Linked DNA regions of Homo sapiens: regions 1, 2, 3, 4 and 6 are each linked to region 5. A link is a loop called in an ENCODE intact Hi-C map of the cell type or tissue named here. Cell type or tissue: endothelial cell of umbilical vein. All regions are shown on one strand.

Region 1 (4,000 bases), 56 kb after region 5:
TCCAGAGTAACTTTTAGGCTTTCAAACTTTGGAATGTGACATTTATTAGGCCTGTAACTCCATCAAAAGTATTTAAAGCTCTTAAATTATTGTGGTTAAAAGAGTGAAAGTAAATAGATGTTCCCCTCTGTTGGTTTCATTATGCTGCAATTTTGTACACAGATTTGATGCTTAGGCACCACCCATGTTTATTACTGTATCATATTTTCTCATTTTGCAAGTTAAAACACAACTTTTTCATCTGCAGCCACATTAAACTCCACTTGGGACTTCAGGCCCAGCTGCAGTCTTTCTGTTTTCCGTTACCATCAAAAGCAATAAAATTCTGCAGTCAAGGCAGGTTTGGGGATGCTTGTGTTGCACCCAAACTGGCAGAAAGTCCAGCTCCTGCACTTGTACTCTCTCTCTATCTCTGCAGCAACATGGATGGAACCGAAGGTCATTGTCCTAGGTGAAATAACTGAGAAACAGAAAGTCAAAACCTACATGTCCTCATTTATAAGTGGGAGCTAAACAATGGGTGCATATGGACAGAGAGATTGGGATGATAGACACTGGAGACTCCAAGAGGAGAATGGAAGGGGGAAGAGAAATAAAATACTACCTATTGGGTACAACGTACACAACTCGGGTGATGGATACACTAAAAGCCCAGATTGCACCACTATGCGATATATCCTGTAACACAATTGCATTTGTACTCCTATATTTAAAAAAAAAAGTAAAGAGAGACATACTAGTCAGAAGAGATATACTTATGTTTGGTCACTCTAATAAATAAACAACCCCAGGAGCCACTTAGCAGTGGGAAGGCCAAACAGGGAGTCAATTTTAAGAACTATTTGCGAAATATCCTTCCTCTAACAAATAAACGGACTTCAATCTTCAGGATTGGATATAAGGGTTTCCAATTATTTTAAGGTAGGCATTATAACCTCAGGACAAAATGTATCTGCAAATTTCCCAATTTTTCAAATAAATGTAAGCCTCTTGGAAAGTTTTTGTTGTTCTTTATTTTTTTTTCTGGTAAATGTGAAAAAAAGTCAGATAAAATGCACCCGAAATCAGCACACAGGGCAGAGGTTGAGGAATGCTGCTGGAGAAAACCTCTGCAATCAACTGAGAACTGAGGGATGGCAGTGCGATATAGAACGGTGCCTTATTGAAATTTATTCTGTGGGTCACAGTACTTTTCAGCTTTTTCTTTCATTTTAGCTGATTAGACACAAGTTTAGTACACCTGTGGCCCCTATTCTTGTGATACTGGAGTGCTTCAATACCAGCGCCTGTCAGTACTTATCATTTAATTATGCTGATCTTTCAGGGTTGTTAGGATAGGTCAAAACATATGTTAAAGACTGGGCACGGTGGCTCATGCCTGTAATCCTAGTACTTTGGGAGGCTGAGACAGCTGGATCACCAGGAGTCAGGAGTTTGAGACCAGCCTGGCCAACATGGTGAGACTCCCATCTCTACTAAAAATACAAAAAAATTTTAGCTGGGTCATAGTGGTGTGTGCCTGTAGTCCTTGTTACTTGGGAGGCTGAAGTGGGAGAATTGCTTGAACCTAGGAGGTGGAGGTTGCAGTGAGCTGAGACTGGGCAAGAGAGCGAGACTCTAACTCATTAAAAAAAAAAAGTTAAATTCGTAATACAGTGAATGGTACTCAGAAGGTGCTTAATTAATGGTAGCTTTTGTTCTACCATCTTCAAGATTTATCAGAATAAAACATTTAATATAAAACTTCCAGGGAAAGTTGCAATACTTTTCTTAAATAAAATAGTTGTAGTACTACCTTTAGAATTTTTAGAAAGTCACAGTTTTTAAAAAACAACCCATTAGAATGTATGCATCTACTGGGGAGCATGAGCCACATGAACTCAAATTATTAATCCTGCTTGTGAGTCCATTTGACTAGAGCTGAGTCTTCTAATGGAAAAGCAATTCAGTAATCACTCTTTGGGATTCAGTAAATACCTCATAAATACTTATAAAACATGTAACAGACCCTACTGGGCATTGGGATTGGCATTAAGGTTTATTATTTGATTGTGTTTGAAATCAGAAAAAGCTAAGATTGTGCTACTTATTTTTTATTCAGAGAAGAAATTAACTGGTGACTGGAGCTGATTGACTAGAATGGAGCAACCCACTGGATGTTTATATTAGTCACATAGCAAATATTTTTTCTGAGTAATTAACAAGGATTACTTTATAGTTGAAAACAATTACGGAGCAATTTGTAATTTTCCAAGAGCTTTTCCAATCCTGGTCTTATTGATTCTTTATAACGATTCTATAAATTGTAGGTTATACTGTCTTGTGTATAAATTGTAGGTTATTCTGTCTTCTGAAGATAACCTAGGCTTTAGAGTCAGACAGTACTAGGGAAGAACCAGAGCTTCAACCCCTGTTGGTTATGTGACCTGGAACAGATTACTAAACTGTCCTAAGCTTTAGCTATTTCCATACATAAATTAAGATAATAATATTTACCCTGTATAACCATTATAGAAATTAGTTTATGATAAACTTAGCATTATGTTGGACACACTGCACGTGTTTAAATTGTCATCCATAGGGCTTACCTTTGACTTTTTTTTAATAGTGAGGATAGATTATACTAATCATTCAATTCCCTATTATCAAATTCTCTTGTGACACTACAAGATTACTGGCATGCCTGTAGATGTACTCTAGCCATGCAACAGAACATAGAATATTAAACCTCAAACCTTAAAATTTAGTAGACTACTCTGACCAGTTGACATAAAGAATGTGCTTATATTAATGAAATGACACTAATTTCACCACCATACAATCCTAAATGAACTAAAATCATAGGTGTACACTGGTCAATGGTTTATATCCAAGGAATGAAAATGTAAATTTTATTTCAATATTATTTACAAGTATTCAATTAAATGATTGAAATTATGAACTAATTACATTTCTACTGATGCAGTTTCAGCCACAGAGTTATCTGTGTCAATCACAGAAATAAAACCTGTGTATAGAACTAATAAAGCATCCAGAATTTTTTCACTACTCTCTTCAATTTGAACTCCAGTTTATTACCTGAATAAGAAATGAATCAAAGTATCTTAACTTTTTTTGATGATTTAGATAAATTTTTCTATTTTCATATGGTACAGATATCACAAATATATATTACATATATCAAACACATATATGTAACACATATATATCACATATATATCAGACACATATATAGCATATGTATAACACACATATATATGCCATGTATATATACATACACACACACACAACATATATATATATAAAACACATAGCATCAGGGGTGGGCTGGCGCTGCCTCATACGAGCTTGGCAGAGCCAATTCTGCTCATCTCCTTCCTAGTCTGTGTTCAGCGACATTGCACTGGGAGCTTGAAATCAGCCACAGGGGAGTGTATACACCCAGGAGTCACCAAATGTTACAAATCAGGCCTTTTTAAAATCCAGAGTCACCTTACAAGTACAACACAGCATAGCAGACATTTTTAAAATATTTGTTATATGAACAAGTGAATTAATAAATTCAACATATTTGTATTGTCATTAAGCATAGCAAACATTAGAGGAAGATGACCTCACTTACTAAAACTTCCAAGGCATGTGTCTGTAAAGCAAAAATGTGAGTTCTCTGAGGCAAATTTCAGAAATTATCAGAGTCTAATTTCTTCATGTTTTTGTCTAAATAAGTGGATGAAACCACGCTCCCTTCAAACTTAGGTATCCAGGAAAGCAAACCTAAAATGTTTATGGATCCAAACCAACGGCTTACATGATATTCTCTACATATATATCTGTGATTGTATAAAGTTTCTCCCCATAGGGAACAAGAAAAGAACTGCAGATATTTATCACCTTTTCTAGATTCTTAAGAGTCCTAAAATGTTATCTCAGAGAATGCTAGAGTAACATAAACTTTTTTTTTGTGAAAAATAAGTAAATCACTGCCATATGATGATGGTTA
Region 2 (4,000 bases), 69 kb after region 5:
AGACAGAAAAAGGGAAGTGACATGCAGAAATCAGAAGTGAGGTACAGAAACAACTGGATTGGTTACAGCTCAGCGTTTGGCTTATTTGAACACAGTTTGAACACTCTACAGTGTTTGAGTGGTTGACATGGCTGCTGGGATTGGCCAAGACCCAACCACTGTTACAGGCACACACTCCCAAGTTACGTTCTCAATCTTGTCTACCTATTAAGTTGGTTGCAGTTTGTCCCCAAGGACTCAAATATAGAAATACAGAGTCCTTCTCTGGCCACATTTAGTTTGCTTTAACAGAAACAACATGATGTTTGCTGAAACTGTTAGTGTGTCTGAACTGGTGGTTCATCGGGTTTGAGTTGAGGTGAGTGAACGGCAGGAAATGTGACTGAGAAGACAGTCAGGGGCTGTGTTTTCACCATGGGAGCTTATCCTGTGTGGAATGGGAGCCTGTGAAAAGTCCAAGAAGGGGATCAGCATGATGGAATTTTGGAAGAATCCATCTGGTAATAGTGTGAGAAAAGGTAGAGTGAGAGCTGTGGCTGTTATCGGTTGAGTAACTGTTCAAGTTCGAGGTGCTGAGGATTTGCCTGAGGCAGAGGAGGGGTGGGTCCTGAAAGCATTTTTTGTTTAGATGAGAGAGGAAGGAGGCTAGGTTAACCATAAAACCCTCGGCTTTGATGGCTGAGCGAATGGCACTGCTTCCAACTCACCTGGGGTTTGACAGGATGGGTTTGAGGGGCCTCTGTGCCATCTCTTCTACAGAGGACTGGATGGGAGTCTACTTCCTTCCACTCACCAGTGGTTTGAATTGTCAGAGGACTGATGGCCTCAGCTCTGGTCCTGGCTCCTTCCTTTCCGGGTAATCCCGCCACCACAGGTGGGCGTTTCACTTATTACTCCTTTCTCACCTGCCTGTGGTGAAAGCGATGCCTGCCCTAGAGGATGCTGGGAGGAGTAATGCAGAGGTGGCTGTGAAAGGCCACACAATACTCGGGTCCTGATGAGCAGCATCACTTCTGTGATGGCTGTCATTTTCTCTGTTCAGCCGTTTTCAAGAGTGTTAAGAAATAGCGGGGCTCTGTCCCAAGATTCCCCTTTCTTTGTAAAGCCTAAGAAAGCAGATGCTCCGGATAAGCAGAGAAAACTCAGCATTTCTGAGGGTTTGTGGGTTTGAGTCAACATTATGCTATCACCTTTTAGTGCACTTAATAATTAAGCTTACAGTAGGTAGCAGACAATGGCATCGAGCTGGGTGTGGCTTCAGAGCCAGCCGAGTCCTTTCTTGAAGCTCTACAAAAGCCTCTATGATATTTCTCCCCACCTTGGAAATTTTTAAATAGTTTAAACATTTAAGCAGATTTTAATGTTTTTTATTTAAAAAATGGAAGGAATAAAAAGGCCACAGTAGAATCTTCAGGAAAGACAGTGGTTGCAGTTCTGTACATGTGAAAGTCAAAAAGTGGCTAAGAAAAAGATGCTCCGCCTGCCACTACTAAAAAGAAAAAACGTTTGCCATAAGCCACCATGACTCAGAGTTCACAGATGGGAAGAAACAGATAAATTAGAGCAAAGTTCCTGAAAATGTTCTGTGACTGATACTGCTTCCTGTAAGTGACTGGAAAGAGCTAGTGCTGATTTGAGTAGACATTGGTTCTTCTAGAAGAGCCAGAAGGTTTCACATGGATTTTTTTAATGTTGGAAAAACCAGGCAGGAGAACAAAAAAAGGAGAAAAATTCTTTCCCCCCTTCTTTTAATATCGTTTTCAGTAGCACAATGCATTTAAAGTAAGGCACAGTTTCCTCAGAGTAATATGGCCTCAGGACATGATTTAGATGGAAAATTTAAGTAAGATTAATGCAATTTATTATCCAACAGGATATCCCTACAAGCCACACTATTTGGCTGAATTTTAGATTCCCAATCTAATATTTCAGATGAGATTTCCAGATGGGTGTCTTATTCCTCTATTAGTTTAGTCAGGGTGATATAGAGTTTGTAAAACAGGAGAGGTTAAACTAGTTTTAACACTTGATTAATCATTGAAATTACTTTGTTACTGTTTGAATTCACTGACTTTTGTTTATTAAGTAACTCCCTAAGACCCAAAGCCAACACAAACTAGAGGCACCTTTCCAGCTTTGCTAATTTATTTGATGACTTCTTCAAAGGAAATTTTTTAAAAAGTAGTAAATTTATGGTTACATTGAAAGGCTGCTCAATGCTTGCCCTTTGCCTTGCTAAAAAGTAAAGTGTGGGTTTATAAGACTGGGGGAAAATGTACACACACACACGTGTACACGCACACACACACACACACACACCCCATATTCCAATTTCCTGGAACATTACGGGGCAGATAAATCTTTAAAACAAATTGGATAAATAATTATCAGAACCTTTGCCACTTCTATCAAGAAACAGACAGATAATATAGAAACCGTCTGAGGTGACAAACCACACATATATTCTGCCATTTTATAATCTGCTAGCAGGTCTATTAAGGGAGGTAGATTCTAGTGCACCTGGCAAGGCTGCTTTGAATGATGGGATGAGCTGAGTGAAAGGGCCATAGACAGCAAGACTCAGTGCTTAGCGTGGAGTGAAGGGGGAGGAGGGCTGATTCCAATATGGGACAAAGCTCCAAACCAGAAATTTTTTTTGGGATATGAAAATTTCCTGAAGTCTGGGTTTGTTAAATTGATTACAATCTCTTTTCAGAGACCTATCAGGAGCAAACTAGTGAGTTGCAGACATAAATTTGAATTCCAGAGTCTCCTACTAACCCAACTCATAAATGAATTCCTAAATGCTGACTGAGCCAGAAGACCCAGCATTGGAAAACCACTTGGCAGGAATCATTAGTTTCAAAATGAGATGAACTGCTCTATTTAGCCCTCATTCAAAACTTTACAGAAATGCCAGATTTCCATAAACACAGGTTTCCTTGAATTTCCAGGGCTCTGATTAACTGGTGGATGAGGGTGCCTCACAAATACAGATTTGTATGCAATATTCAGCTTGGAGGAGATTGGAGGTTGGAAACCAACACAAAGTATTCCTTCTCCTTTCTAATGTTAACTCTTCCTTGTTTTTCAGAAGACTTTTTTTGTTGTTGTTATAAGGAGTTTGGACAATTAAGAATTAGTCTATGGTTTAAAGACATAGTTATAGATCATATTCTTGTCATTTATGTCATCATCTGTTAAGCTTTTTATGACTGATTGACAACCCACTGCTTTATAGTGTGGCTTTATTGCCCCAAAGGAATGAGAGAATTGAAAAATACACTTCTGTCTCTGCTGAAAAAGTCATAAAGTTGTGGCTTCTGCTAAGTAAAGAGATTGCTTGCAAAGAGATATTTTCTTTTTTAAATGTGTTTTCATTTTTTTTCTTTCTGCCATTTTTCTTCATTGATACTGGCACATTAGATAGAGTACCTAACATTGGCACAACATAGATCTATAGAGTTAAAACTTTTGGTGGTTGCATATTTTCGGCTTCCATGTTCAAGTCAATAAAGCAAAATAAATTTGAAGGGTAAATAGCCAATTTCTGTATTCTGAAAAGCTATTTCCTTCCAAGGGAGTGAGTTTGGAGCCGGACTGACTTGAGTTATCACATGGATTCCATTGCCTCTGTGGGCTTTTCCTGTATTTTGTTCGATGCCTGTCATTTGTCCATGGGGATTTTAAACACAAGAGATCATGCAAGAGGAAAATACTAGTTCAGTTAGTTAAAATGCTGAACAAAGTTGAATCGTTTGTTTTTTGTGGAAGGACTAAAATGTATTCAAACAACAGGTACATTAGTTCTAGGTTGAAGCTTAACTTACAACAGAAATAAGCCCCACAGTTATCAACATGTTTGATACCAGTTTTAACCTGTTTCTGGGTGGTAGAAATTCATACGCTTGACACAATGCATTGAATCTTACAGGAGGGTCTCCAAAATTTGAGCTTCCAGTTATAGAAGGAAGTGGTATAAAAGTCATCTTTAGGCCAA
Region 3 (4,000 bases), 130 kb after region 5:
GTTTTTTATATGAGATTCCAATTTAACTGGGTCTCCTGTATTTTATCTAGCACTCCTAAATAAGCTAAGCTTCAAACCTGAATGCTGGCACTGTAAAAATCACTCTTTCATCTCTTGGAGGTGTTGGAAAAAAAACAACAAAACAAAACTTGCTTTAAGTTTGTCAGGCTGGAGACTGGGTTAAACAGATCAGACATGGTGTTTCTATCAATCACATCTATATTCCTTGGGGTTCTCCAAATTGTGTTGAGAGCTGGGGAGGTGTGTTTAGCACACAGGTTATTATGCTTTGATAGCTACACAGCACTGGAAACCCATCATTTAGATTAAAATGAAATTTCTAAATGTTGTTTTAATGATGTGAGCACCACATTGCAAATGGGCCTCTTTGCTGTGGTCTTTAAAATAAAGTAATTGACCCTGACGCCATTCAACTTGGGACACATAACTCACGTCATGGTCAATTATCTCTTGGTGACTTCAACACAGTGGGAGCCATTGTCCACATAATGACTGTGGGGCTTGCAGAACCTACATAACTGCAAGGGGCCTCTTGAGTGCCTCACTTGCAATATAAGGGCTAACCAGTATTCATCTTTGCACCCCAGTACTTAGCACTGTACCTGGCACATTTATATTTGCAACAAATGCTTACTGAACACCTACTCTGTGCTAGGTGAAGGGGGTCACAGGAGGTAACGAGTTAGGTCCTGCCCTTGTTATTATAGGGTTTACAGTCTGGAGAAGGTGTTCAATAAATAAGAGTAGTACAGAGACCAATTCTTTGGGAACTGGAGGGTTTCTTAGCTACTTTGCACATAGATGAGGATATTGAGGCCCAATTATAGGCACCATATTGGGAGTTGGAAGACTGGGGCTCAGAAACCAACTTTTCCATTTAGCCTTTGAACAAGTCACTAAACTTCTCCCAGCCTCAGTTTCCTTATCTATAAAATGGAGATATTATATTCTATGTAATAGAATATATATGTAATAGAATATACATGTAATATATATATTATATGTAATATAATATGTAATAGAATAGAATATATATGTAATAGAATATAATATGTACATAGAATATCGCTACCTAACTGTTAAGGCAAAAATGAGATAACGGTCTAGAAAGTTAAAAGCATTATATAATTGCAAAAATAATGTTTAAAAACATAGAATTGAGATTGCCCAGTTGAACACTTAAATCTAGAGAGATAGCTTAGCATAATGGTTAAAAGCAGAGATGCTGGAGATAGGCTTCCCAGGTTTATATTCAGCCTCTGCCACTTACAGACCATTGAACCTTTAGCAAGTTATTTAACTTTTTGATTTTATTTTATTTTGTTTTATTTTATTTTATTTTGAGGCAAAGTCTCGCTCTGTCACCCAGGCTGGAGTGCAGTGGCGTGATCTCGGCTCACTGCAATCTCCGCCTCCTGGGTTCAAGCAATTCTCCTGCCTCAGACTCCTGAGTAGCTGGGATTACAGGGATGCACCACCACGCCTGGCTAATTTTTGTATTTTTTTTAGTAGAGATAGGGTTTCACCATGTTGGTCAGGGTGGTCTTGAACTCCTGACCTCGTGATCCACCCACCTCGGCCTCCCAAAGTGCTGGGATTACAGGCATGAGCCACCGCGCCCGGCCAAGTTATTTAACTTTCTATGCCTAAGTTTCCTCATCTGTAAAATGAAGACAATTATGATACTTACCACAAAAGATTATTGTGAGCATTAATTGAGTTGAAACATGCAAACATAATAAGCACCCAATAATTGTTATTGACAATCTAAATCTATTGCAACATTGGAGTATGGGAAAATGCGTGTGATGTTTTTAGGCCAACAAGGCAAACTTCCCATTTAATAGTCATCCTTCCATTCCAACATAGAGAGATTCATTTTGAGAATGTAGCAAAAAGAGATGTAAATTACACTGTCTGTGTCTTAAAAATTTTCAGGTCAAGAGATGTTTTTATAATAATGTACTATGATCAGAAACTTCTAAACAGCTCCCACATCAAAATATCAGCAATGGATAATGAAGAGAAATGGAAAACTGATTTATCCATTCCTAGTCAATAAAGAAAGCATGCAGTAGCTGGATTGGAAATACCCCTGCAGAGTGAGATTTACAAGACATAATATTGGAAGACAGATTTATCCCAGTTGAAAGTGGACTGCTGTTGAAGAAGGTTCCAGTGGAATTTATAAGACAAAGTCCTTGAATGAGGACTCAGAAGCCTTGGGGAGTCATGAGGTTTGCTCATGAGGCTTGCTAGGCACAAGCTGATTTGCATTTTTAAGAAGGCCAAAGTGTTTTCTGAAGATATTGCTGGGAAAAGAAAAAAAACAACTCAGGGCAATGGCATCAGCTTTGTTTAAAACTTCCTTTTACTCAGGACTGTCGGGCTGATAAATCAAAATTATGTGTCCAGTGAGGAAATGGGAAGTAAAACTGTTTCCAAAAGAAAAAAGAAAAGAAAACAAGTGATTCATTTTGGCCTAAATAATTGAAAATGCAGAAAGTCCAAGTGTTCCTGGCTGCTCAGCCCTGTGCTTACTTGTCACTTTTGCTGTTGTGTAGCAAATTCTATGATGAAGATTTGGAAGACAAGCTGCCAGCCTTGGCAAATCTTTAAACTATTTGGTAAAACCAGTTGGAACCCAACCCACAGCTACTTACAGGATTTGACTTCCTGTTCGCATGGAGCAGGATTCAGAATAAAGCAGTAGAACCATGATTGTGTTTACTTTGTGTAAAAGAAAAAAAAAAGAAAGAAAGAAATGAAGGAAACAAGAAAGGAAGGAAAGAGAGAAGGGAGGAAAAAAGAAAACAATAACTTAGAAATGAAAAAAAGAAAAAATGGGGCTGAAAAGTAGCCTTTCTGAGACATCAAATCAGAATTCTAACTCTTACACCACAATGTCTGCTGGGCATTTGGTTCATCTTTGGGGCCCAAGTCACATCTGAGCATAGCCCTCTAAGTGACTAAGACTCAAACAAAATGCAGAAGGTGAGCTTGTTAACGGCTCTGAAATATGATAGCTTTGAGTGGTAGTACCACCAATCAGAGAAAGTCACTGCACATTTTATTGGTGTCTAAGTAGAACATCAGCAACAGCCCAGGGAATAGGATTTCATGGTTTCTCAGGGTTTTCCTGCCAGGAATCCCAGGAACATTGGAAAATATCCATCCCCATTATACAACACAATAGAAAGAGTTAAATGACATAAGTTGTGCTACCTTGCACAATCGGTGAAAAATGCAAAGGAAGGAGATTTCTTTTTTCTGGCTGAGGCAATTGAGGAAGGCTTCCTGGGGACAGTGGCTTTGGAGCTTATCCCTGGAATATTGTAAGAGTCAATAGAAATTGGGCAGCAGGAGGGGTTACGGAGTGAAAAGTGAGAGAGAAACAACTCAGGACTCTCTGGTCAGTAAGAGTATTTATAAAAATGGAGGGTGGTTCTGAAAAGTTAGACAAGAGTAGTAAATCTAATTACATGTCTATTTCCAATATGAATGGAGATTAAAATTCCCTTTCCTATTTGTCAACACTTAATATACTACCGTGGAGAGTGGAATATTTATACTTTGTCCTAAAGATATAATTGGCTTTCAAATGTACAACTATTGGACTCATAAGATGGAAAGGGAGTAAAAGGATTGCCTAATGTAACTCATTAGTCTATGAGTAAAGTAACTGTGTAAAGTGGTTGGTTAAAAGGTCACAAAGCTAGTCAGCAGCAGGGCTGGGACTGGAATCTTAGCCTCTCGGTTCCAAATACAGGGCTTTCCCCAGGACATTACCCTCAAGCAGTTGGTAGAGATGCTTGGTGAATATATGGGAGGAGCCATTTATATGCTTATGGACCAAATAAAGAAACTGAAAAGCTGCTACAAGACCAATACCCAGCCACCACCCTTACAGGGCTCAGCAAAAGAGAAGGAAATTTAAAAATTCAGGCTTTGACATACATGGTTTATCTTTGCAAAGAAG
Region 4 (4,000 bases), 180 kb after region 5:
TTAAACAAGTTCTGTGACGTTGACCAAGTCCGTTATGCTCTCTGGGCATCGGTTTCTGCATCTCTCAAATGTGTAAAGCTGAAAAACAATTCTATTCCTTCTCTCATAGCTCCTTATTCTCTGCTTCTGTGAGTCTCATTCTGGTTTGGACACGCATGGTATGGACAATCAAAATCCACACATGACCTCTGGTCCTCTTGTTAGCCAATAGATTTGATCTTCTCTTAAAACACTTTAACTCGATTGACTCAAAAGAAACCAAATGGACTATTTGGACACATTCTTTGCATCTTGCTCTGCTGACCTCATAGAGTTTTTATGAGCAATTAAAAGATCAAGGAGGGAGGAGAAGAAGCAGGAGAATCAAAGGCCTTAGTCCACTCACAAGCTGGGTAGTCATTCCGAATCCTAAGTAAGTTGTCCTTCAGTCCTCAGTAGCCTGTGTACAGCTTCATCTCCTGTAGTACCACTGGAAATCCTGGATTTCCTCCGTAGAGTGGTTTTTAGCCTCTGTAAGCTATAAAGCTCAATGAGGTGATTGCTGTCCTCTGTGAAGATGAAGGCAGTTAAACGTCATCTGTAGGAGCCACCCACCTAGTCATGCTTCTGAGAATGGCACTAATGTGAATGGAGCCACGCGTCCCCACATCCTGTATTCTGGTGGGAATGCATGCATTCATTTGAGTAAAGATTGGGTGACAGTGCCCCAGGAGGAGTTGTCACATCTGTGGTTATGGAGCTATTTTCATTTATTTGTTTGTTCTGAAGTGAATGGATCATTTGTGAATTAAATAGTATTTTAGGCTGTGTGCGGTGGCTCATGCCTGTAATCCTGACACTTTGGGAGGCTGAGGCGGGTGGATCACCTGAAGTCAGGAGTTTGAGACTAGCCTGGCCAGCATGGCGAAGCCCCATCTCTAATAAAAAAATAGATATATAAAAATTAGCTGGGCATGGTGGTGGGCACCTGTAATCCCAGCTACTTGGGAGGCTGAGGCAGGAGAATTATTTGAACCTGGGAGGTGGAGGTTGCAGTGAGCCAAGATCACGCCATTGCGCTCCAGCCTGGGTGATGGAGCAAGACTCCGTCTAAAAAAAAAAAAAAAAAAGTATTTTAGTGCCTTGATCTAAATTAAGTCAACACTTAATTTACTTACTTGATTTAAGTAAATTAAGCCAACATACACTTGTTTATTACCTGCCTGAATGACCTATTGACCATGAGAATGAAATTTTATTGGTAGTGTAAAAAAAATTATGAAAGTTTGTTTACATTAATATCCAGCCTTCAGGGTGAACCACACTGAAGTTCTCCCTGATTGGGAAAAAATATACATATTTTTTCTTATCAGAATCTTATTTTTCTTATTTCAGAATCTTCAAGAGAAGTAGAATTTACTTTCCATGACCCCTACCACTTTGAAGAATATTTAGTAGTTGTTTTTTCTGGCATGTCTTTGTCAAAAGAATTATTTTTTATGCCAAAGAAACCTAAGAAGTATCCTAATGTCAGCACCTTCAAATGGAAAATGTTTCAAGAAGGCTTCTCATCATCAACCTGCTTTCATGTCCATTTTCATGTGAATTGTTGATGGGAAAATAGAATTTCATCACTACCGTTGGTGAAGACATTCCTAAGAACACAGAGTTAGTGCATGCAGTTACCTGGGGGGGTTGGGAGGGGGTGGGGGAAGAGGGCTTGCAGAACTTTATAGCAGCCCAGGCTCACTAAGATTTGCTATGTCCACTTATACACCTTATGAAGTCCTCTATGCCATGGCAAGTTCTCTTGGGAGTCACACCTTCATTTCTTGGGTCCCCTTGGGTTTTTCAGACCACCACTTATTAGTCACATGATCATTAAAAAGTAAATGCACCTCTCTGACATCAATTCTTAGTTTGAGAAATAGAATAATAATTCGGACCCAGCCTACCTCAAAGGCCCATTATCAAGGTCAAAAATGATGTATGTGATGAGCTTTTTAAAAGTAAAATTTATGAAGCAAACACGAAGTAGTGAATTGTGGTGATATCAACATTTTGATACAAAACTCACTTGGTTTAGTAATTTGAAGAGGATGCCATCTATATCTTTTTATAACCGGGAGCTTTTGATACCTTTTTCCTAAACTACAAAACTCATAGAACCTTCGTTAGCTTCTCTGTGCCCCAGCCCTTCAATAAATTGACATCACAATAGAGGTTAAAATAAGGCAAACTCACAGTGGCCTAGAGATACGTGTTTGTGTGTGTCTGTGTGTGTGCATTTAAGAAGATGCACGTGTACCTTTGACCTAGCACCTACCTGTGTTCATACAATTAAAAAAGAAATAATGACTCATTAAGCAAACAAGTTCTAGAAAAAAATACTCATTTAATACAATCACAGTGACTTCCTCACTGTTTCCACTTCATTGCTCCTTATGTGAGTAAAAACAACATGCTAAATGGAGACTTTCAGGACCCCGTGGGACCAATTAATGCCACGTGACTTCCTCCCTGCCTTCCATGAAAATAACTATATTATAATGGTCTGTGATATTAATATCAGCTTTGGAAAAGTCAGGCAGTGACTCCATAGGGAAGGAAGTGGCCTGTGCAAGAACTGTGGAATGTGCAGTATTTGACAGACTGGAGGCCACATCTTTTTATAAGCTACATCACAGAGTTAAACAAGGTGGGGGCACCAACTGGGCTAGTGGGTTAATTCAGGTTAAAAGGCCACCAGGGTAGTCTATCTCTGATCTTGAACTCCAAGAAAATGTGGTTACTGGGGGGAGTTTTGGAAATTAAAGTTCTCAGAAATAAAACCATTTCCAAAGCATTATTTTCCTCTGAATTTCTCCAGATTTCTGCCCACCACAGAGGCAGGATGTATTTTGACAACCTCTGTTTGTATTGGAGGGTAGACCTGGGATGAGGAGTGGTGGGTACACCTCCCAAGTGTGTTGGCAGCTTGATGGGGTTTTCCAGTGACAGTGGAGCACAGCAGAACCAAAGGGAATGTGAGCCACAACACTGGTAGCCAGTCCAGGCTTCCTTCAAATGCAGTTATAGGAATCCCAGGCCCATGCAACACCCAGGCCCCATCCTAGTCCCACTCCCTGCTGGGTCCTGGAGAGATTCAGTGTTCTCCCTGTGGCTAGGCAGATTCTCCTCTCTAGCATATGGCAATGAGCCCGTTAATTTTCTTGGTTGTAAATTGCTGTAGTGCATTAACAACACTCAAGGGTGGTCCCAAAGCACAATTGAGGATATTAAGTTCTCCTGGGAACAGATGTTTAATGGTACATCTAATTATCCAGGAAAGATTGCCTAAGACAATGATCTAGATCCAATTCCTGGACAGTGGCTAATGGTTTGGCCAGACAGTCAGAGGCTTGGAAGGAATAATATTGGAGAATTGGTGATGGGGAAGATTAGGGAAGAATGAACCCAATGTATGAGAATATTTGTGCTTCATCTGCATGATCCCCCAAAGGTTCCCACTGTGGGGAAAACTTTAAATAATTAAGATGAAAAAATGACTTTTTGTTGTTGTTCCTAGAGATGTCCATCAGAATCTTTCCCTGGTGCTAGACCAATGGACTCCAGAGCAGCCATGGTGGCAGGGATGAAGGCTATGCAGGAGCCTAATGACAAGGACTTTCTCTCATCATGGTGACCTGCCTAGTGACTCAGCTGAATTCCTAATTGATCAGGAGTAGCAGCCAGGTCTGACAACCAGTATGACACTGTATCAAAGAGTTCCAATCAACTACCTGGTAGAAGCCAATTATATTGAACCCTTCCATCGTGGTAGGGGCAGAAATTACCCTCACTGGAATAGATAGCTATTCTATATATAAGTTTACCATCACTGCTCTACTGTGCTTCTACTAACACTTTCATCATGTTTAAGAACTCAAATTCGTAAACATCACAATGGAAGTCTCATTCTACATTCTTATGTTTTATAATCATATTATTTTCTTGACATTTATTTTCCAAATTCTTGAAA
Region 5 (4,000 bases):
AAATAAAACATAAAATGGCTTTGATATAATAAATGTTACTATCATTGTTTAAAAATGTTGTGACCCGTCTGCTACAGTTTCTGAGAAAGATATTTTCCAGCACTCGATATTTTCTCCTCTCTCCCTCTTTCATATTCTATTAATGCAGATAAGGATGAAGAAAATCCTTAGGAGAGACTTGTTTTAAATCAATGTAATACAATGCCAGCATTGTCTCTCTTCAAGTTGAACTTTCAAATTAAATTTGGCATGAGTTTTACCAGAACTCCAAACAGCTTTGCTCCAGAGACACTGTATCTGCCCTATTAGGGAGAATTAATAATTCAAATGTTATGGTTGTGGTTAATTGCACTCATTAGGATAAGACAAGGACTGGAACATTTTTCTGTAGGACATACCCACATCCATTGCACCCCTGGCCAAGGCATTCAGAACAGTTTGGGCATTTTCAAAGGAATCATAATGACACAAAATGCACACATGGTGTAAATGTTGTCATCCTATGGGATCCAGTTTTGGAAGGGCCTGTAATGAATTTGGACCCAGGTATTGGATCAATTTCTGTATAAAGTTATGAAGAATCACTTATATATGGAAAAAGTCATCTGTTGTGGGTACTGACCCTGATTGTATTCACTCAGTTTCCTAAGAACGTTTTATTATATGGAATTCATTCAACCTTGTGAAATCTAAGTTATTGTTTCATAATGGGTAGTGGCAACTTTAAGGAAGACAGCACATCTTATTTAGGCAATTGGTTAGCTTTGACAACAGCGGGTGCATAGACCACAAATGGAGTAAACTGTTCTGTTGATCTTTTTTTCTGCTAGTTTGCTGATAACATATTTCAGTTTGAAATATGATTGGACCTTTTGATGTAAGAGTTGGGACTTAACCAGGGAAAAATTTATATAACCTGATCTGGATTTCATCATATTCAGTGAGTTTGTGAAAGGACATTTTTTTTTTTTACATGTGTCACATCGATTGACTATCTCTCCAAGCTCTCCTGGGTAGTGACTTATTTTTATTTCATTTGGTGTCATGTTTTCCTTTCTCTGTATGTCCTCTCTATGGCTGATGAGCAGTAAGTTAGGCCACGGAGTTTAGGGGAACAATGGTTCAATCTCCAGGTAAGTTTCTTCAGTCTCACTCTATACAGTCAGCACTGGCCAGCTCCCTAGACAAAGTGTATGAGATCATCCCAAGTCAAACCATGGGGGTACTGTGGTTGACCCCGGTAAGCCATCCCACTTCTGCAAAAACCAATCCAAGCAGAGGCTGTACTGATAACAAATATGTTACACCTTCTTTGGGTGTAGACCAGAGTGCATTTTTAATGTCTGTGTTTCTAAGCCTGCTGTCCAGAAGATCTTCTATTCATGACACTTTCCAAGATCTGTTCTTTCTCAGAAACTGGATTTAGTTATTGCACTCTACAATAATGTTAGGCTGGAGAAAAATTGTAGATTTGTTTGCAAGGAATGTGGTGTCAATCGATTGAGGGCAATTTGCATGCAATCCTAAAGTTTAAGTCAGGTTTTAATTTTGATTTGGTGATACATCTTTGAAAATGCTCAATTTTTACTTTGTCTGATAAGTATGCTTCTGTCCTTTGAAAAGTAACTCCATCTTTGTATGAGTCATTCTACCCTTTTATTGTTTTCAGTGTGACTCCTAAGTACTGGACACTCAGTAAGGACTTATTGATGGTTATAATGTTTCATAGAATATTTGCATAAATGATCTTTGTAGAAAACAAATTGAACTTTTCCATTGAAACAATATTATGTCATATTAGCATTAAGAGGCACTTCATAAAAAAATTTTAGTTAACACTAACTGAGCATCCAATCTACTTTCTGTTTGTTGAAGCATTTATGGTTCCTACTCAAGACAAGAAAAATAACAAGGAAAGAAATAACTCTGAATACAGAACATTTTATTACAAAAATAAAAAAATGAGAGCATATCTGTTAGCTCTTGCCAACTTTTGAAGTATGGATTCTATTTGTCTTTATTACAGTGTATTCCCATAGTGACTTTTCCCTATTTATTAATTTTTGAATGTTACTATAAAACAGAGATATGTGCCTACTGGAAATAGTCAAAGCTATTTCAAGAAACTTTACAAATGAGAAAAATATACCAACACATCTTTGAACTATTCTGTCAATAAATTAGGAGCTATGCAATTATTTTATATCTCCTTATAGTTCTTTTTGAAAAAAAGTCATATGCATTATCACAATAAAATGTCCTGTTAAAACTATAATAATTGTGATGACTCATAGATACGTGATTCTTCTTATTAAGAAAAAAAGGACAGGAAATCCAATATAAATGAGCTGTTTTCCTCAGTAGTGTAATAAAACTTGGATACTGGTATATGAATTTTTGATTATATCATCCACTGATAATCTCTGGCTCATTTCCTCCCAGTGAAGAATCAGTCTCCTTCCTCCCTGCACCAGCCCCCTTTGGCCACTAACATTTTAGCAACCCTACTCCCTCAGATGGGGAGGAGGCCTCCCAGTCACAGCCACCACAGTACAATATATTTTAAGGGCTGTAAATTTTCACCGTCAGATTTGAGCCAAGGGTGTTAAGCTCCAGAAGATACACATCTGCTTCCTACTCAGATGGTCTTTGTTGTGCTTCTTGGTAGAGGGAGAGTTGTAATGCCACAAGAATAAATCCCAAATGGGGTGTGTGTTTGCAGGGGGGTGGTAAATTATGGTGTTTTCAAAAGAAGTGCTCATGACTGCAAATATATCTAGCCTCAATTCTGCTCTTAAATTCTCTGTTTCTTTTCAGAGTTACATGATAATATTTTATTGCTCTTTAATGAACAGAGTGAGTCACTATTAAATTTCAAAAGTGAAAAATTATTTTGTAACCTGAGTCACAACCCCTGAATGTATCTCGTTTCTAAGTTTGGATTTCCAAATGTCAGGTTTTTCTAAATAGGATCACATGAATACAGGACCAGAATATAAAAGAAATGTCTAAGCAACTACTTGGGAAGGGTGGCTATAGTCCATGCCAATATATCCAGCTCATGAGTGTTTATTAAACACCCACAAGTTTGATCAAAGAATACTTAGTGTTAGATGTATCTTAATGTTCTCACTACTCTCATACCTTGTTAACCAAGAGGGAAAGATGATAGACCAATTTCAAACCTAGCAGAAATGTGAACAGATAAATATAGTAAATCCTCAATTTACAAATGAGCTTTGTTCCAAATTGTTTGTAACTGGTTCATCTGGAACTGTCCTTGCATTTTCCCATAGAGACAAAATTATAAATGGTAGTTAGGTTTCCTAGCCAGCCCAGAGAATATACTTAAGCCCTATGCAGCTGAACACTAGCATTAGAGAACTTGATCGCCAAGTTTCTGTGGAAATATGCATTTATTTATTTACTCAAATATGACTTGAGTGTTCACCTGATTGGAATACAGAGACACCCTTAGCCTCTGATGATGGGGCATCATGGTCTAATCAGGCAGTGATTGCCCATTCCTTAGTGTCTGGGTGGAAGATAACATAGTGTGTTACTTGGATACATAGGACAGTAAGCTGGAGGTGGAGGGGGTCAGGCAGGACTCTCAGAGGATGCCTGAGATGATTTTGTTTTGCTGGGAGAGAAGGATGGAATCAAGAATGGAAGTTGCTTTGGGTATGGGGAGGGGCAGGAGCATGAAAGCTTAAAATAGCTTAGCCCATTAAGGGCAAGTGGGGAGGTTGATTATCAGATAAGTGAGGGCTAGACTAATATGGATTGCCACATATGGGTTTGTATGTTCCATTTGAAGATGGGATTTCAAGTAGAAGACTGATACGATCATATTTACACTTCAAAACTTCATTTGGTCTCTGTATTAATACTGGATAGAAGAAGCCACCAGCACTGGATAAAAGAAAGCCTCAGAGCCTGCTGGAATTATCTGAGGGAAAATTGATGAGGCACTAGGGCAGGGTAGATGGGGAAGGAG
Region 6 (4,000 bases), 170 kb after region 5:
AAAATCTATACAATAAATTATTCTTTTTAACACAAACATAAATTTTCCTCAAACATTTTTAAGAATAATTAATACACCAGGAAGATAATTTATGCTTATCTGGGGCCTTGCATATTCACTATCAGCATGGCCAGGATCCAGGAGGTCACATGTACCTGTCTGAGAAACATGAAATTGATGTGTTGTCCTCTGAGCTATCCCTGAAAGAGTAGACTTCAGGTACTATATTGACGACTGTCTACCTCATCTTACAACCCCCAACTGGATCAAGTAACCACAGATCTTGGTTATAGAAGACAAGGGTTTAACAGGACACTAATAGCAATTATGTCATGTTCTAAACCTTTTGTTTTTATTTGCTTGGAAGCTGAGGCCCAGGAAAGTTGAAGGACTTCCTCAAGGTCACAGAATCAGGACTAGTTTCTAGACCTCCTAACTCCAATCCCATTTGAACTTAGGGGGTAGTATATGACTGGTGTCTGACTGATACCAGTCAGAAAACAGATGGGTTGTGTGGATGAATCAGCTACACTTCTATCCTTTTCACATAACCCAGACAGTTCAAAGGAGTTGGAGATGCATTTGCTGTATTTTGCTTTTTGCAAAGGATAAGTGTCTCTTCCCAACTTTTATGATTTGAATAATGATTTAACAATGAAGATCCTGGAAACACAAACTCTATGGGAGGTTGGTAAACTTTTATTTATAAGATATGCTTATAAATAAAGGATATCTTTATTTTCAGTGCTGGGCTGCTCAGGATTAGACTAGAGTGAAGAAAACTGGATTGTATTTAGATTTTTCTGATATATTTGAAAGCTGAAAAGAAAGTATAGGAAATAAATACTTTTTTTTCATTTAAGATTTTAAAAGGAATTTAAGTGCTTGTTAAAAAAAAAGTTGCCTCTTGACTGTCGGTAATCTTTTCGGCAGACATAGAAAGGGAAACCTTTATACCTTTGTATTTTTAGTTCCTAACAAAGGACAACTGTGCATGAATGGGGAGAACATTAACCCCCACTTGCCCTCAAATGTAACCTGTGATCACATTGTGCCAACTACACCAGTGAGCACCAACAAATATAGTTATTAATTGAGGTTTCTCAAACATCTGGACTTTTGGCACCCAGAACCAAAATAGCTGGACATTTGTTTGAATTCTCTACTTGTTTTCCAAGCTTGACATTGAGTCAGAATAATAGCAGTTATAGACTACTTCCTATATGCCAGAGTCAGGCTAAATGTTTTACCTGTATTAGCTTGTTTAACCTTCACAACCATCAAATGAGTCCTAAAGTATGAATGATTCCTTTTAGAGATGAGGGTACTGAGGCTCAGAGAAGGAAGCACAGAGCTGATATGAGAACACTGTCTGTCTGATTATAAACCCTGAACTGAGAGTGTTTCATTTTGGCAAAATGACTACAGAGGGCAACAAATGATATAAATCCAATTTGTAGCTACCCTACTAAAAGAAAGAGTGACTGTACAATATCTGAGTTAATAACATTACTCAGTAGTATCACCATTGTTAGCAAATTTGATAATTTGGGGAAAATTTTTCCTTCTCTTGAATTACTCTGATGCATTCAAATTCACCTGATAATTGTGTATTACATGTATTACCCTTTGAGTATTAAAACAACTGAAAATACCTGCATCTTTGTCAGATTAAATAATTTAGAAAATGAAAAAATACACAAAAACAAATTAAATAAACATAAGACTCAATCCCTGGGTTAAAGATGAATATTGCAGTTTTCTTTACTAGTTAGTGGCTAGAGTTTTAACTAGGTAACCTTGAGCAAGTTACTTAATCTCTTAAGCCTCAGTTTTCTCATCTTTAAAACACAAATGATAACAAAACCTACTTTAGCCTACTTTGCTAAAGGATGGAATAAAAAAATGCATGTAAAGTGCTTAACACAGTGCCTGGCTTATAGCATGGTTTCAAAACATAGTTAATTATCTGTCATAACTTAAGCTGGTACCATGGGAGAACTGGAATTCAGAAGTACACCTGAGGTCTACTCCCACCAATGGGGTGGGGGGCTGGGGTGGGTCACTGGAGAGCAGAGAAACCTCATGCAACTTTCACCCTTTCTCCTTGTTTCTGGATCTTCAGTCGCAGAAGTAAGCCAGCTTCACTTCCTCTGTTACTACTGCCCCCTGCTGGCTGGGGAGGGAAAGATGCGATGGCAGAGCTGAAATTGTTTGCTTTCCTTTCTCTGCTTCTCACACTTCTCTGTGCCAGGTCTTCAGGTTTCTTTAAATATTAAAGCTGACTAACCCTAGCCTCCTGTAAAAGGATGTGAGAGCATGAATATGATCACTCTCTCTTTAGTACTGTAAAATTTTATGGTTATGTAGAAATTCAATGTTAAAAAAACCCCAACAACTCTATGATGAAATTTCTCTGGATAAATAATTAGTTATGCCCAGAGACACATTGTGGGGGCAGTGCATTTTTTGACCTTTCAACATAGACAGATGGTTTACGCATCTTCAGCATTCAGAGTTTTCTGAGGAGCATTATATAATCTCAGTGTGGTCACCAAATGAAATAAGAAATTCCTCATTTGGCAGATGGAGCTTGCGTATCGAGTTCATAAACTTTAATACTTCTCCCAAGTCCAAAATCAGAGACAACCTGCTCCCAAGTCAGTTTCCCATTTGCACTTAATTAGGGAGTGTGTTTTGGAGGTCAGTGAAAACCAGTGGAGTATGTTTTCATAATAACTTCCCTCACAATAAAATTATTTGGGAGGCAGCTATCCAACTTTTTCTGGAATGAGGGCAAGAAAAATGGGGACACAAAGTGAAGTTATTGGATACCTTATCTGGAACTGCCCAAAATGTTGACTGAGATCCAAAGAACACACAGTACCTTCTGGATCAGGGAAAAGGAGCCAAATGTTTTTATAGTCCCAACAATTTTCTTAACTACAATTTTGCTTCATTTCTAACAACGAAGTGAAGTACTTTTAAGGATTCCAAATACTAGAGAACAAAAGCCTTCTCAGAGTTGTAATCATGTCATACAGAAATAGAGACAGTAAGTATCCTGGTTAAGGAAAATGTGAATATGTGGATGAACAAAAGTGACTGGTAGTTAGGACAGGTAGCCAGACTGTCACTTACTGGCTGGATGCTTTTGTGTATTTGGGTTTAACAAAGATAACATGGTGAGTCCCAAACATGTTGCACCTCACTTTATAAAGTGTGATATCACTGTAGCTGTAGGAAAGTGTATTGTGCTTGTATTAGCCTTTTTCTAAAATGTCCTAGAATAATTCTAAGTCACAAATCAAATTAGAGAGAGTAAACTTCCTTAATAGATTAAGAAATCAAATTCTGATAGACTAGTACTTCTTTGTAGTTTTTTAAATAATATTTTTGCTATTTTTTCTGAGACAGAATTTTGCTCTTGTCACCCAGGCTGGAGTGCAATGGTGCAATCTCGGCTCACTGAAACCTCTGCCTCCCGGGGGTCAAGCTATTCTCCTACCTCAGCTTCCCGAATAGCTGGGACTACAGGCATGTGCCACCACGCCCAGCTAATTTTCTTTTCCTTTCTTTTTTTTTTTTTTTTGTATTTTTAGTAGAGATGAGGCTTCTCCATGTTGGCCAGGCTGGTCTCAAACTCCTGACCTCAGGTGATCCACCCACCTCGGCCTCCCACAGTATTGGGATTACAGGCGTGAGCCACTGCACCTGGACTATTTTTGCTATTTCTAAATTGCATTTGGCTTTTATAACTCCCATCAATCTAGAAGGACATGGCAAGATCCATAAATTTCTGAATTGTGGTTGGTGAACTTTTATCTCAATATGAAGCTGATGGCTGCAATATGTTGAAAGGATTTTCAACCTCATATACAGAATATGGTTAACTGTTTCCTCTTTCTCTTACTCGTACACACACACACACACACACACACACACAATGACTTGAGGTAAGATTTGTTATAATTATACTGTGTATGTTCAGTGAGAAATT

Evidence for each region. Peaks named below come from ENCODE experiments on the same cell type or tissue, not always from the same donor. Only the 100,000 strongest peaks of a DNase experiment are listed, where the experiment ranks them.
Region 1: it touches region 5 in a loop (2.0-fold over the local background); 4 of 110 quality-filtered maps call a loop at or near these places.
Region 2: it touches region 5 in a loop (2.2-fold over the local background); 4 of 110 quality-filtered maps call a loop at or near these places.
Region 3: it touches region 5 in a loop (4-fold over the local background); 5 of 110 quality-filtered maps call a loop at or near these places.
Region 4: it touches region 5 in a loop (7-fold over the local background); 5 of 110 quality-filtered maps call a loop at or near these places.
Region 6: it touches region 5 in a loop (5-fold over the local background); 5 of 110 quality-filtered maps call a loop at or near these places.

Annotation. Positions count from the first base shown.
Region 1 is chr1:221,085,959-221,089,958 of GRCh38, forward strand. All of the region lies in intron 5 of LOC101929750 (a long non-coding RNA gene), which reads left to right. Among named protein-coding and RNA genes, the nearest start is that of HLX-AS1, 210 kb to the left of the region's middle. In endothelial cell of umbilical vein, no CTCF peak of the experiment used is centred here; no DNase peak of the experiment used is centred here; H3K27ac peaks cover 565 bases.
Region 2 is chr1:221,099,180-221,103,179 of GRCh38, forward strand. All of the region lies in intron 5 of LOC101929750 (a long non-coding RNA gene), which reads left to right. Among named protein-coding and RNA genes, the nearest start is that of HLX-AS1, 220 kb to the left of the region's middle. In endothelial cell of umbilical vein, no CTCF peak of the experiment used is centred here; a DNase peak (open chromatin) is centred at 1,562; H3K27ac peaks cover 282 bases.
Region 3 is chr1:221,159,375-221,163,374 of GRCh38, forward strand. No RefSeq gene overlaps it. Among named protein-coding and RNA genes, the nearest start is that of LINC02817, 170 kb to the right of the region's middle. In endothelial cell of umbilical vein, no CTCF peak of the experiment used is centred here; a DNase peak (open chromatin) is centred at 2,387; H3K27ac peaks cover 564 bases.
Region 4 is chr1:221,214,750-221,218,749 of GRCh38, forward strand. No RefSeq gene overlaps it. Among named protein-coding and RNA genes, the nearest start is that of LINC02817, 120 kb to the right of the region's middle. In endothelial cell of umbilical vein, no CTCF peak of the experiment used is centred here; a DNase peak (open chromatin) is centred at 2,482; H3K27ac peaks cover 462 bases.
Region 5 is chr1:221,030,370-221,034,369 of GRCh38, forward strand. No RefSeq gene overlaps it. Among named protein-coding and RNA genes, the nearest start is that of HLX-AS1, 150 kb to the left of the region's middle. In endothelial cell of umbilical vein, no CTCF peak of the experiment used is centred here; DNase peaks (open chromatin) are centred at 1,692 and 2,472; H3K27ac peaks cover 2,264 bases.
Region 6 is chr1:221,201,482-221,205,481 of GRCh38, forward strand. No RefSeq gene overlaps it. Among named protein-coding and RNA genes, the nearest start is that of LINC02817, 130 kb to the right of the region's middle. In endothelial cell of umbilical vein, a CTCF peak has its summit at 2,188 (motif pointing left); a DNase peak (open chromatin) is centred at 2,150; H3K27me3 peaks cover 147 bases.